2 separate regions of the Homo sapiens genome follow, and region 2 is linked to region 1. Evidence: chromatin contacts called from ENCODE Hi-C or POLR2A ChIA-PET data. All regions are on one chromosome and are shown on one strand. The core of a region is the stretch at or near the end of the contact, and the rest is flanking DNA. Distances in the headings are between cores, read along the strand shown.

What was found. A loop is a pair of places that touch in the nucleus more often than their neighbours do. ChIA-PET counts read pairs that join two places held with the same protein, here RNA polymerase II (POLR2A). Pooled maps may share reads with other maps.
Region 2: a pooled map shows a loop between it and region 1 (2.4-fold over the local background). The contact joins two enhancer-like sites. A Hi-C loop is called at or near these places in 7 of 50 pooled maps. POLR2A ChIA-PET finds 5 or more read pairs at or near these places in 2 of 52 experiments (HEK293 and Panc1).

Annotation. Positions count from the first base shown.
Region 1 is chr5:10,624,789-10,631,782 of GRCh38, forward strand. All of the region lies in intron 2 of ANKRD33B (ankyrin repeat domain 33B), which reads left to right. Among named protein-coding and RNA genes, the nearest start is that of ANKRD33B, 64 kb to the left of the region's middle. RefSeq lists enhancers at 2,806-3,085, 3,106-3,155, 6,587-6,726, 6,714-6,994, 6,757-6,836 and 1 more. Within about 2 kb of position 3,188, at least 27 of the 41 ENCODE cell types and tissues checked have a DNase peak (open chromatin) inside an H3K27ac peak, as active enhancers do.
Region 2 is chr5:10,419,081-10,426,074 of GRCh38, forward strand. It overlaps MARCHF6 (membrane associated ring-CH-type finger 6), which reads left to right. Exons shown (of 26, transcript NM_005885.4): 23 at 4,655-4,744. Among named protein-coding and RNA genes, the nearest start is that of ROPN1L-AS1, 19 kb to the right of the region's middle. RefSeq lists an enhancer at 1,752-2,951. Within about 2 kb of position 4,094, at least 3 of the 41 ENCODE cell types and tissues checked have a DNase peak (open chromatin) inside an H3K27ac peak, as active enhancers do.

The sequences.
Region 1 (6,994 bases), core at 1,938-4,437:
CGTCAGCATCACCTGGGCTGGCTCATGTGAGCATTAACACAGATCTGGTGGAAACACAGACTGCCAGGCCCTGCCCCTGGAGTCTTTCTTTGAATAGGCCTGGGGTGGGGCCCAAGAATGAGCAGATCAACAGGTTTCCTGGTGAGGCTGATGCCACTGGCCCAGGGACCCCACATTGAGGATGGAGAGCTTTGAAGATTTTATGCCTGATGACGGCAAAGGACCCCTCTCAGTGGGCACTGAAGACCAGCAGAGTCACAGACCCCACGAGAGATGTTGTCAGACAGACACAGAGGCATCACGGAATTAAAGTGAAAATGAGGAAGGCAGGTGAGCATGTGTTCATGACTTTCCTGTGCTGTTTTGCCAAAGAGGCTGTTTAGGCCCAATCAGGTGATGTCCCATTTTAATCAATTTCATAACCAGTTTTATTTCTTTGATGATTTGTTAATTTCAAAAGCTGTCCATGCATATTTGCTTACAGCCAAAAATGACTACAAAAGTATTATCAGGGAGGAAGAAAAAGATCCCTTCTCTGTCTTCCAAATATTCCAGCTCCCTTATCAGCACTCAGGAGTCACCTCTTCAGACCTCATTCAGTCCTTTCCAAACACACACGTATGTATGTGCGCTTTGTATTCACATGACTGGGCTAGTGCTGTTGAGACTGTGTTTTTAGTGGTTTTGTTCACATGGTTATTAATCTAGAAGCTCCTGCTGTGTCGGTGTCCCTGAGCCCTGCCAGGCGCTCGTAGCCCTGCCTTCCTGCACGGGGATGTGTGGCTCATGCCCGGTTCCCCACCAAGACTTCAAATTTGAGAGGCTGCGTTATGACTGGCCTTCACTCACTGTGGTGGACCCGGCTCTTAGGCCAGTCCTTGAACATGAAGTACTTGCTTCTTAAATATTTGTTGGAAAAGAGGATATTGTGTAAAATGCATGAACCGTGGTATACTTAACTGTCCCAGTTACTGGACAGGTGGGCTTTTGAGTTAATCAACGGCAGCAAGGCTGTAGTGAAGTCTTTGGATCTGGGGTGCATCTCTGAGGACAGCGTGTTAGGATCCTGGCAGCTTGAAGCATGTTGAGTGACAGGTGGTCTCAGAGGGCTGAACAGAGGAGTTGATGAGGGCCTGTCAATTACGGGGGGAAGGGTAGAGTTAAGGGAACCAACATTGAAAGGATTAAGGGGAGGGACTCTGCAGAGAGTGACCCAGGCCAAGAAGCTGGAACCCGAGAGGCAGCCTCGGCCTAGAACCCGAGTGACACAGGCCAAGAAGCTGGAACCCGAGAGGCAGCCTCGGCCTAGAACCGCAGCCAGGGGCCGGAGTGGGAGGCAGGGCCAGATGTCCCGCTCCTTCCACCCTGGTCCCCTGCTGAGCCAACCCAGAAACCTCATTGGGGCGGAAACTGGGCAGGTGCTGTTGGTGCAGGTCAGCTTCCTAGGCCGAAAGCAGGGCAAGGAAGAGGAGAAGCAATGTGCAGACACACTCTTAGAACAGAATTGCTTCAGCAAGGGCTGTGCCTGTTTTAAGTGTATGCAGCTGCCAAGTGGTCTTTAGAAAGCTGTGGCGATTTCTCCTTTCCCCTGAGTGTCCAAGAGTGTTCTTGCAAGCCCTGGCTGAGATCAGTCTTTTCAGTATTTCCCTACTCAAATGAACCAAAACTCTGGTTTTCAGTTGTATTTCCCCAGCTCTCTTTTGAGCCTAGTACCTGTTAGGATGCTTTTGGCTTCAACCACAAGGACACTGCCTTCTCTTGCAACACAAGACATCTGCGGGCGATGTTGCAGGGTTGCTTCACTGAGTAGCTGGGTGATGCTGGGACCTAGAGCCACTTCTCAGAAATACATTCGCCTTTTCCTTCATGGTCCCAAGGTGGCCCCAGCTGCTAGAAGTGCCACGGCTTCACGTTGCAACACTCAGGGACATCAAGGAAGAGGAGCAAATCCCTGTCGGCGTTTCCCTTTATAAGACAGGAAAACATTTCCAGAAGGCTCCAGCAGAGTATCGTTGCCATCTCACCAACCAGGGTTGCGTCACAAGCCCGTGCCAAACCAGTGATGGAGGATGGCTTGTGTAGACAGCAGTCGCACTAAGCAGAATCAGCATTGTGAAGCGCAATCTTAAAGCAACCATATGTTTATATTATTTGCTATGGCAACTGGGTTGGTTGTCTGAGAGTTGGAAGCTCTGGGTTTCTGGAGGACACAGCATTTATGAGTACGAATTCGGATGCAAATGCCTTCATCTGCCTTTTGAGTGTTCTCTAAAAAGTCTAATTTCCTCGGCTATTTAATGCACAATAAAAATACAGCCAAATCTGTACTAGGTCTGTAAATGGAGAGAACGTTTGAAAATAAATCCCCATGTAATCCCTAAGTCTCATTTAGCCAGTCATTTCAACTTTCACCACCGCTCCACTAACAAAAATAAAATAAGATAACCAAAGAAAGGAACAAGAAGTCCCATGGATAGAGTTGTGTGTTTATTTCTGTTTCCTTGTTGTGCTTTAACAGAATAGCATGGACGTGGTAAAGTGAGGAAACGCCAGGGGTCTCTTTGAGCTGGTGATGGGATACAGCACGTGAAGCTTGTTTTGGGTATAAGGAACCTCTGATGTGTGCTTGCAACTTGTTATTTCTTGCATTTAATTGTAAAATTCTGAGGCTACGTGCTGAGAGCCAGCCTGGCAGGATGCTGCCCGGGGACGGGGACAGAACGGGAGGGATTCTCAGGGGCAGCTGTGGGTTTGGGCTGCGGGGGAGCCCTGGTTCCTGAGCTGAATCGGGGAGAGTCCCAGTTCAGAGGAGAATTTATGACTTGGTCAGAACCCAGGAACAATGCCTCTTCATGTTATTTATCTTATTTTATTAGCAGTGCACACGATCACGATCTTAGTGTGATCTCATTGTGATGTTCATGTTGTTTTGAAGTGCTTCCTTTTTTCTCAGTTTATACCGTTTCAAATAAGAGAGTAGAACTTGGTGAGTCTCGGTTTCCCAGCGTTGCCTTATCTTTTCCTGTGAGCTTTTCTGAGCTCTTCTGATTGGCCATGGCAGCGCCACACCCCTGCCCGCTGGCCAGCCAGGAGGGCTCCTCAGCCAGCTTGGGGCTTGCCTGGCTCCTCCTTCAGACCCCTGCCTGCCCTGCAAAGAGCAGGGATGCTGCCCTCCCCTACTAACCCTGCCCCTCCATCTGCATGGTAAATGCCTTATGCTAAGAATTCCTGGAGTCTGTTCATGCCGCGTGGCTGGTATGATGTCATATTTCCAAAGCCGACAGCTCCCTCTACTGGCCTGGTCTGGAGAACTGCAGTTTGAGTGCCTTGAGTCAGTCAATCTTAGACAACCCAATTCTGTAACATTTTCCAATTTTTAGAGCAGTTTGTGTTTATTGCCTGTTTTTTTTAGATGGAGTTTTGCTCTTGTTGCCCAGGCTGGAGTGCAATGATGTGATCTTGGCTCACTGCAATCTCCGCCTCCCGGGTTCAAGTGATTCTCCTGCCTCAGCCTCCTGAGTAGCTGGGATTACAGGTGCCTGCCACTACGCCCAGCCAATTTTTTGTATTTTTAGTAGAGACGGGGTTTCACCATGTTGGCCAGGCTGGTATCGAACTCCTGATCTCAGGTCATCCACCCACTTCGGCCTCCCAAAGTGCTGGGATTACAGGCGTGAACCATTGCGCTCGGCCAGCCCAGCTAATTTTTATTTTTTGAGATGGGATCTTGCCATGTTGCCCAGGCTTGTATCTAACTCCTAAGCTCAAGTGATCCTCTAGCCTCAGCCTCCCTGGCCTCTTCGGGCCTTGGCCTCTCTGCTGGGATTACAGGCACGAGCCACCTTGCCCACCCTGATACTTTCAATAAATAAACTTTTCCCAAAGGAGTGGTAGGAATGTTTCAGCCTTTTCATCTAATGCATATTTATTGAGCACCCCAGAGCATGCAGTCAGTTGGAAGTTTTAAGCATGTGAGCTGGGTAACGAGGGCTGTGGCGGCTGTGGGAACCCATATATGCATGGGAACGTGGACGATGAGACACCGTGGGTCAAGGGGCACCAGGGAAGACCTGGAGTTGGAAGGGATGGCTCATCAGGTCACCAAGTAAAAAGAGGAGGCAGAATATTCCAGGTAGAGGGACTCCTTGTGCAGAGGCCACTAGATTAGAGGAAGTGTGGCTCATGAGTGAATTACACGGAATGCTGGCTGTTTGACCATAAAGTGGATTGGGAGGGCATTGGCGGTGAGAGCTGAGGGTGAAGAGGTAAAAACCAGCTCATTGAAGAGTTGAGACCTCATCTAAAGAGCAGAGCCCATGGAGAGTTTCGGATGAGTAGTGGGGATGGTCAGAGGCCCCTGTTGGTGTCACCGTGCTGCTGGTGTGGAGAATGAATGGGGGCAGAAGTGGGACAAAGGAGGCTAGTCAGGACAGGAGCTGTGGCCCCATGGGGACGTGGTAGCCCAGGTCAGGGATGGAGAAACAAAGACAGTTTTAGGAAATTTAAACTTTTTTTTGTAGAGATGAGGTCTTGCCATGCTGCCTATGCTGGTCTCAAATTCCCGTGCTCAAGTGATGTCAGAGGTGCAGTTGGCAGAATGTGGTGATTGCTTGGGTGAGGGAGGATGTGGAGGGCTTGAGACTGAGTCCAGCCGTCTGGCTTGGGTGATGGGGTGACTGGTGGTGTTCATCACTGAATAAGGGATGTGGGAGAGGAGTAGCTTCGGAGGAAAGATGTTTTGGGTTTGATGCATTGAGTTTGTAGGATACCCATGATGAAATACTCAGTAGACAGATACTCAGGTAAAAAACTGAAGAAAAGAGATAGAACTGGAAAGAGTTGATGTGGAAGCTTTAGAGCTGAAACTTGGATCCACAGGAGTGTATAGGATCACCAAAGGAGAGTGTATGAGATAAGGAGGGGGCTTAGCAGGCAGCTGAGGAACAGCAGCATTTCAGGAAGGAGAGAACAGGAGCTCAGAATGTTGAGAGGGCGGAAAATCAGAAGGGTGAGCATCTGCATGTCCATGGAAAGAGCGTGTTTCAGAAAGGATGAAAGAGAGGAGTGAGTGGGAAATGCTGGGGAGATGTTGAATGTGATGAGAACTGACAAATCACCACTGAGTCTCATTGTAAGAAGGTCACTGGGGACTGCTGGGGGTGGTTTCAGCAAAGTCAGAGAGTGTCATTAGCAACAGTGAGAGTAGATGGATCTGGAATTGGACTGAAGCGGAGTTGAATGGTTGATGGAGGGTGGCGGGAACATGAAGACGGCCCACAGGGGTTGCTGTGAGTCACATATGCTTTTAAGATGAGAGACCCTTGAGCATGCATGTCAGCTAGTTATTGCTGTGTAACAAACAACTCCCATGCTCTGGGATGTTTTTATTGCTTATGCATCTGTGGATGGGCTGGGGATCTGTTGATCTAAACTGTCCTTGCTCAAGTCTGTGGGCAAGTCGGGGACCTGTTCTTGGGCACTTCGGCTGGGGCAGCTCTGCTGCATGCATTACTCATCCTCTTCCTGGGAGCAGCGAGCCAGCCTGGGCATGCTCTTCTTGGGGAGACAGCTGAGGCACAAACATGCATGAAAGTCTGGATAAGTACATTTCAACCTTCTGCTTCCATCACGCCTGCAAACATCCCATCGGCCAAGGTTCCACTAGACAGAGAACTGGGAAGTCACTTAACAAAGGGCAGTGTGAAGAAGATGGGCCATTAGTGCATTGTAGGAACTAAGGGCCTTCTGAAGGTTCACTAAAATCAACTTGCAAAAGGCAGGTGAATAAGAGAAGAGGCATACAAAAGAGGCCATGTTCCCATAACATGCGTACATGGGAGCCTTCGGAATGAAAACCCAAAAATGCAGGAGGAATTTTCCATTTTTCTGCTTAGGTTCAACAAAGTGTGGACAGTTATGTAGAAATATAGTTGGACAGGCCAGGCACGGTGGCTCATGCCTAGAATCCCAGCACTTTGGGAGGCTGAGGCAGGAGAATGGCTTGAACCCAGGAGGCTGAGGTTGCAGTGAGCCAAGGTCGCGCCACTGCACTCCAGCCTAGGTGACAGAGTGAGACTGTGTCAAAAAAAAAAAAAAAAGAAGAAGAAATATAATGCTAATAAATAGACTGAGTGGGGAAACCCCACAGGCCTGCCTGTCTCCTCGATTCTTCTAGGTTTCTCTGAGCAGCACTTCTTCCTTCTGGGAGTGACTCTCCCTGGAACAGGGGTCTTATGACCTACAGTCGGACATGGCAAGTCAGATAATTTCTTTATGTTAGGGCAGTATTTTTAGGTTTTAGGGAACCTTTAGGCTGGCCTTAGGGAAAAGGGGTTCTGGTTTCAAAGATCTGCCTTGGGGAAGAGGGATTCCAGTTTGGATGGCTGGCCTCAGGGAAGAAGGGACTGAGACATGGGAGGGCAGGAGGGCAGAGAGAAACCTTTGCTTCTGAGGCCTTCACTGTGGGGTATTGCTTTCTGAGCCCCAACAGCATTCTGAGGGAAGTGGGTCTGCAAGGAATGAGAGGTTGATGAGAAACAGGAGGGATCTGATAAATATTCCACAGCAGTGGGCAGGGAGTGGCTGTCAAGCACAGGAGGGGAGGAGCAGGGATAAGCCTCCTTCAGCAAGAGGAGAATCCCCTGCGTTTTCAATAGGAAAAGTGAACTGAGGATTGACGAGGTTCATAAACTTGGAAAGAAGAGCTTTCTTCTCATAAAGGGTTGCAGCCTGCAGGGTGGCTATTGTGGCAGGGAAGCAGCGCCTCTGGCCAGAAGCCAGAAACAGACCCTTCCAGGGGCAGAAGAACAAGACAGAAGAACAATGCATGCTGAAGGAGGTGGCTCAATACACATATTCCATAAGCTATGGGAGAAGCATTGAATATCGATGAGAGGAGAAACACGCAAGTGTGCAATCGAGCTCCGTGCCTCTCCCTGGGACCTGTGTTCAAAAAGCAACAGCGTTAGCATGATCTGAGGGTGGAGTTTTCAGG
Region 2 (6,994 bases), core at 2,844-5,343, 200 kb before region 1:
GTTCATAGACTAGAATAGGTGAGAAATAAGTAATACAAAGAAGTACAGAACTGACTTGTGTTTTGATTTATGACTTTTTAACTTTTTGATGGTTGAAAGCGATACACATTCAGCAGAAACTGTACTTTGAGTACTTCTACAGCTATTCTGTTTTTCACTTTCAGTATAGTATTCAGTAAATTGCATGAGATAGTCACTACGTAATTATAAAATTACGTAGGCTTGTTAGGCCTCAGTTATACTACAAGGCAAAAAATAAAATAGGTTTTGTGTTAGAAGTTTTTGCCCAACTATAGGCTAATGTAAATGTTCCGAGCGCATTGTGATAGGCTGGGCTAAGCTATGATGTTCGGTAGGTTAGATGTATTAAATGCATTTTTGACTTACAGTGTTTTCAATTACAGATGGGTTTATCTGGACCTAACATCATTGTAAGTTGAGGAGGATCTAATTAAGCATATGTTATGCCTTTCTGTAAGAGCCGTATTCCAGAGTAGTCAAATAGTATCTGTAATTGAAGGAAAGAGCTACCTTTTTTTTTTTTTTTTACAGAAAAATGCCAGCAAATAAAGGTAGAGAGATTAACACGATTAGAAAAATACTATTTTGCAATACCTAACAAAATAATTGATTATAGCAAGGATTGTTAATGGATGTTGAACCCAACAGATGAAAGGTTGATCAGTCTTCAGTTGCTATTGCTGTGTAACAAGTTATCCCGCAACTTTGCAGCTTAAAACAACCATTTTAATTTTGTCCATAGAGTCTGTGGGTCAGATATTAAGACAGGGCATATCACTTTGCCTCTGCTTTGTGCTATCTGGGACTCAGCTGGGAAGATTCAATGGCTGGGAATGATTTGACAGTTATGGATGGAATCATTTGGCTGGAAACACACAACTAGTGGAGGGGTCAGGCTGATAATACCCTAACCCAGTCAGTGATCACTTAACAGTGTGAGAGTTGATGCTTGTTGTTGGTTGCTACCCATCTGGGGCTGTTGACTGGAGCTCCTATATGTGCCTGGGCTGCTTCATAGCTAAGTAACCTCAAGGTATTTGGGCTTCTTACGTTGTAGTTCAGGGAAATGAGTGACCCCACAAACAAGAAGCTGCATCATCTTTAATGACCCCATGTCAGAAGGCCTACAACATCACTTTTCAGTACATTTTACTGGGTATAAGCAAGTAACAAATGTTGGCTAAGATTCAAGGGAAGAGGACATAGACCCCCTACCACATGATGGGAAAATAATTTGCAGGTATGTTACATTGCAGTGTGAAAGTGGTTATTTGAATGGTGGCAAAGTGTCACCTTATGGATTACTTTATGGCTCAAAGGGAAACACACAACTAGTGGAGGGGTCAGGCTGACAATACCCTAACCCAGTCAGTGATCAAGCAAAGTACTGCTGCAAATGGGACAAACAGATACTATCTGCCTTTTAATGTTACGCAGCATGAGCCCTGGAAAAGGCCAGAGCATCCCGTGGCATCAAGGAGCCATCTTGGCACTGTTAGCCAGGCCTTAGTGTTCTCCTGTTGGACATAAACAATTTGACAGAACATCAACATCATACACTGTCACTCTGTGATCAAGATAGAGGAAGACAAAAGCAAGACCCTCTGCAATCATGTCTGAACACAGACAGAACAGGAGCATTATTCAAACCACAGAAATGACCAAACATTCCCCTTTACTGGCTAACATGATTGGTTACTGCCTCATTACCAATTACAGTTTTAGCTTCTGCCACTTTTTCTAGATAAGATTTATTTATTAAGATAACCATTCACAGATTACTCTGCTTTCTAATAGCATCTGATACAGACCAAATTCCTGCTTCTTAAATCCTCCCCCAAATCCCTAACATAAGCTGAAATCCTGTAATAACCCCTTTCTAGCACTCTTACTGAGGGGCCCCAAGTTCTCCATGATGTGTTACTCCCTTGCTGCAATGAGTAATAAATGCAACTTGTTCTAGTTATACTTGTATTTTTGGTGGTCTTTACAGTACTCAGCATTACTTCTGAAATCATCATCACCTTAGAGAATTCTTTGGTACTATCAAAGTTTAAAAATGCTTATATATTATGACTCAGCAGTTTGGCTTTTCAGAATCTACTGTGAGGCATGAGCAAGGCTGTTTCTGCAAATACATCATTTTTTATAGCAAAAAATGAGAAGTGATCTAGATGTCCACCAATAGAGAATGCCCAAATAAAATGTGGAATATCAATGCAGCAATTGAAAAAATGAAGTAGAGATATTTGTTTTGATATCGATAGCTCCCAGACGTGTTTCTGAGTTGGGGGAAAGCACAAGCTGTAGACAGATAATGTGCAGCGTGCTATCCTTAATGTTTTGCATTAAACCCCCAAGTTTTTGAAGGAACAGTTTGCTTTTTCTTAATTCATGACTTTAAGCTACTTGCCTTTCCTGCAGCAAGTGGCTGCAGCTCCGTGGGATAGTGGGCCAGTTGGAATTCTAGCAGAGCAGCTAGTGTGGTGTGTCCTGTCTGGCAGGAGAGGACTGCAAAGCAGTGGGTTTTTGGAGAACGCGAATCACAGTGATCTTGGACCTCCTTGGGTAAACATTAATCTCATTTGGGTGTCTGCTGGACTCCCAGAAGGCCAAGAGAAAGCTGAATTGGTGGGTTGTTGCATCTTCCCTGCCTGTGAGAAAAAGCAGGGAGGCTTTCTTCATGTTCCTCAGTAGGAGACTGTTGGAGGGCTATCCCAAAGGTCTGAAGACGTAAAAGATCCTTTTGAAGCCCTTTAGGATATTCTCAGCCAGGCCCAAGCCTCCTTGAGGCTGCAGAGGAAATTATAACAAGTGCTTTATATGCAGGAGGCTTAGCAGCCGCAGAAAGGAAGTTAAGGCAGAGCAGTCAGAACACATGCCAGTTTGACAGCACTGCTTGCAGAGCCATGAGCTTCCAGAGAGAAGAGGAAATACACGGACGCCGAGTGCAGTATGTTCACACGCACATACAAACAGCAGCTCTAAAGCAGAACGCAGTTGTTGTGGAGCTGTATGACATAGATTTCAGACAAATCTAGTAGTGAAAAAAGATGTGGACAGTCACCACTGGGCTTGGCTTGGAGGCTTGGAAGATGAATGCAAAGCACTGGGCAAAACGGAAGAGGAAATTGAGAAAGAGAAATGTTTTGGAGGAAACATCTAGGAGACTTAGCGTACTGATAACGGGGGTTCCAGAAGGAACAAATGTGAGGCAGCATTGATACAAAAACAGGAGAAAATTTAACTGAATTGAAGAAAGATCTGATTCTGTAGTTTGAAGGGGCTCATGAGATTTGGTAAGATTGAGATCCAAGATAAAAACACGTAATTGGGTATATCTTATTAGACACGGGGAAATCAAAACAAGCTTCAAAAAACTGCATTGTCATTGGACTTTTTTTCTGTAGCACTGAAAACCATAAGATCAGAGAATTTATAGACGACTGGGTAAAAGGGACAAAAGCCAAGCTTCCTCTACCCAGACAAAAAATCATTTAGCTGTTCACCTATCAGGGTGAAGATTGATATTTGAGGGTATTCAAGAATTCAGTGTATGTATCAACCTCTCACCCCATTTGAAGAAGATCCTTAGAATAACCAATCAAACCAGTAAAGAAATGGGAACATTGGCCTCAAGATGGTAGACAGTGAAGAGGAGAATTAACAATCTGAGCAAAGTCCATATGAAAATGATACTACATACTTTCTATGGGATATAGATGTATAGATGCAGCTGAATGCATGGGGAAAAACATGGATGGTATGTACCAAAAGCTAATAGTGGTTATTGCTGGGGAGGGATCAGGATTTAAGGTAGTGATCACAGAGGACTCCCGTCTTTTCTGTAAAGATTTTGGTTTTATGTAAGAATCAGTCTAAATGTTACATGTGGTTTCTTTTTTTTTTTTTAATACCGTTTTTTGTTGTTGTTGTTTTAAATAAGCTAGATAGAGACCAGGTTATAAAGGGTTTTGTGTGCCTTGCTAAGGACTTCAGGGTTGTTAAGCAGGGAAGTTACGTTCATGATCTGATTTGCATTTAAAGAGATACTTGGTGGTGGTGGGGAAGGGGGCTGTGGGGAGGGAGGAAGTAGTCATCACTCTGTCTGGTGGAGAGCTGGAGGGTGGGCAGGCCAAGAGTCCGTTGCACCATGAGGAGGAACCTAGTAACAGTTCCCCAGTAGAACCACAAATGCTTCAAGCTAGAAGCTATCTGTGAGCCTTTAGAATGGTTTCTTAGGCCAAACTTTGCTCCACAGTCTTAATTTGACATAAATCAGCTCACTTGAAACCAATGAAATAGCCTAAAGATAGTTTGAAATAAAATCTTGGCATTTATTTTATTTGCTTTTTGAGATATCCATTAATGACCAGACTTTCTCTAACTCTTGGGAAAACAATATAGATTTTTAAAAGATAGAAGAACAATTTTTGATGGAAACATTGAATTTGAGCTGTTGAAGAAAAAAAATTCTCTGGGTTTTCAGTACGTTAGTCTTTTGTAAAATTGTTGCCAATCCTATAGAACTTCTATTTTGATGTGAAATAATGTAAGAAAATTATACAGCCTCTCTGCTGTGTTTATTGTTAAAAAACAACAGAAATATGTTAAATGGTTTTTAATTCCCTAGGACTGGGCACTTGGAGTCCTGCATGCCAAAATCATTGCAGCTATAACATTGATGGGTCCTCAGTGGTGGTTGAAAACTGTAATTGAACAGGTAAGCAAAATCAGTTTTCAGAGAAAGACATTCTGGAATTGGTTGTGTTTATGTTTGGCAGCTATAACTCTTATTTCTTATCTTCCTACCTTGCTGAGTTTTCTACATTTTTTTTGATGGGCATATATAACCTTTTTTTTTTTTTTTAAAGACAGCAGTTTAGTTTTACCACTGTAGGGGAGGAAAATAATTTGTTCTCAACCCTTGTTTTTTTTAGTTAAAATGGAACCCTTTAATAAAAGACAACAGAAAAACAAAAGTTTATTAAAGTACATATTTCATATATACATGGAGATACCCAGGGAATGAGTAATTTCAAAGAGGTGGCTTTGAATTCCAACGAATCTTCAACAAAGAATAATAAATTTTTAGAGAAGTGACAAGATGAAGGAAAAGGACTTTGAGTCTCTAGGGGTGGCAAGTGAGGGGAAGCAAAAAATTGGCAGATGCGGCTCCTTAGTAAAGCTTGGCAGTGTTGATTCCTCTGGTGCCATCTAGAGGCCCAGAAAGGCCCAAAGCTCTCTTCAGTGGGTAATCTTTGTCCTTCATGGTGTAGGGAAGTGGGGTGGGCTACCTTTTGTCTTTATACATTTATATTCTGCTTCTAGGCAATAGAGGGAGGACGGAAAGTTTTCCTGCATCTATTCTTTCTCAGTTGCATTCAACTCAAAACAATCCTTATGCCTAAGAGGCATATTTTTAGGGTGGCATATTGTGGTTTTCTATACTCCCATGAATTTTCATCAACCACGTTTAAGCCATCCTTTATCTGAAGGTTAACCAGTAGCTTACGGTATCTAGAACCCTGTTCATAGTGGAGACAAAAATGAAAATACGTGCTTTTTTTCTGGTGAAGGTTGATATTAATGTTTCTAAGCCTGTAGTAGATTTGGAGTGGGGGAAAGGTTATTGCTCGAGGTAATAAAAGAAGACAGAGGAAAAAACATTACAAAAGGAGAGCTGTTTTGGCTTCATCTAGCTACATAGTACCTAAGACTATTATTGTATTACAGAACTGCCAGATAATTTGATTGTTGTGGGAATACCTTGGAAAAGGTAGACTGTGCTTTAGCACTCCGATAATAAGACTAGAAAGTATGGTAATTCATTTAAGGAAAATTTCTATCCAAAATGGCCAACATAACAGATTTTGCTGCTACTTTACGCTTTAGCTATATGGCAAATGTACTTGTGGGGACCCCTCTTATCCTTAGGCCAGTGCCACATAAGTAAGACATAACAGTTCTGCAGCAGTAAAGTACACCTCTTTTTGCTGTATGAGAAGTAAAGACAGTAGTTAGCCAAGCATGCTCAAGAAAATCTGTTCAAAAAGTGCCTGTATTTCAAGATTTTGATTCTTAGGAGTAGGGGGGTTAGGGAGCCAGCAAATTGCAGTGTGTTTGTGTGTGTCTCTAAAGTATGGGCTAATTCTGAAGTCCACCAGGAGTGTGATGGATTGGGGGCTTCTGGCTTCATATCCCTTCAGGATCAGAGTGCAGGCCAGTACACTCTAGAATGGCCAGGTTAGCCTCTGGCCCTTGAAAAAGGAGCATGGAGATGGGATTTATTCATACTGGAGGCTGTGGAACATCATTGATCTTCTAAATAATTTGTTATCTTATTCATTGTTTTCTCTTGCGTATGTGCGTGTGTGTCTCTGTAAATTTAAGAAAAATGGTTGGAAATGGTTGAGAAACACTGGGATGCCTTGCTTCATTGATTAAAATGCATTTGGGTTAACTAGGTGTCTTTGGGAATGGCAGCATGCCTTTAAAAGGTTAAGCATGTTTGCCATTCAAATTCCGAGGTGATGGGGTTGAGTTATGCTACATTCAGTCACAGCTAAGAGAGGTTTAAGTGCTGCTGGTGAGGCAAGAGGAGAAGAAAATAACAGCCTTCTAAGCCTTGTTTCTGTCTGCACTCCATCTAAATTTTCTGTTCCCAGGGTTTTCCCATTTCCATCCATTCTTTCCTCTGCATTACTCTTGTAGAATTTTCTGGATAAGATGATGGAAATATTCTAGTAATTCTTGGACTTGCTTTTTTTATATTCACTATAGAATTCTTTCATACTAAATTTTTAAATACCTTTTGATTTGTTAAAATTTGATTTATGCAAGCTTTTCAGAAACGCTTCCTGCTTCAGTGTTTTCTCATCATACTCAGATAAAATGAATGCAATATTGTATAATAACACAATATTACATATTACGTATCTCTTTCATAAGATGTATGAAGTTACTTCAAGTA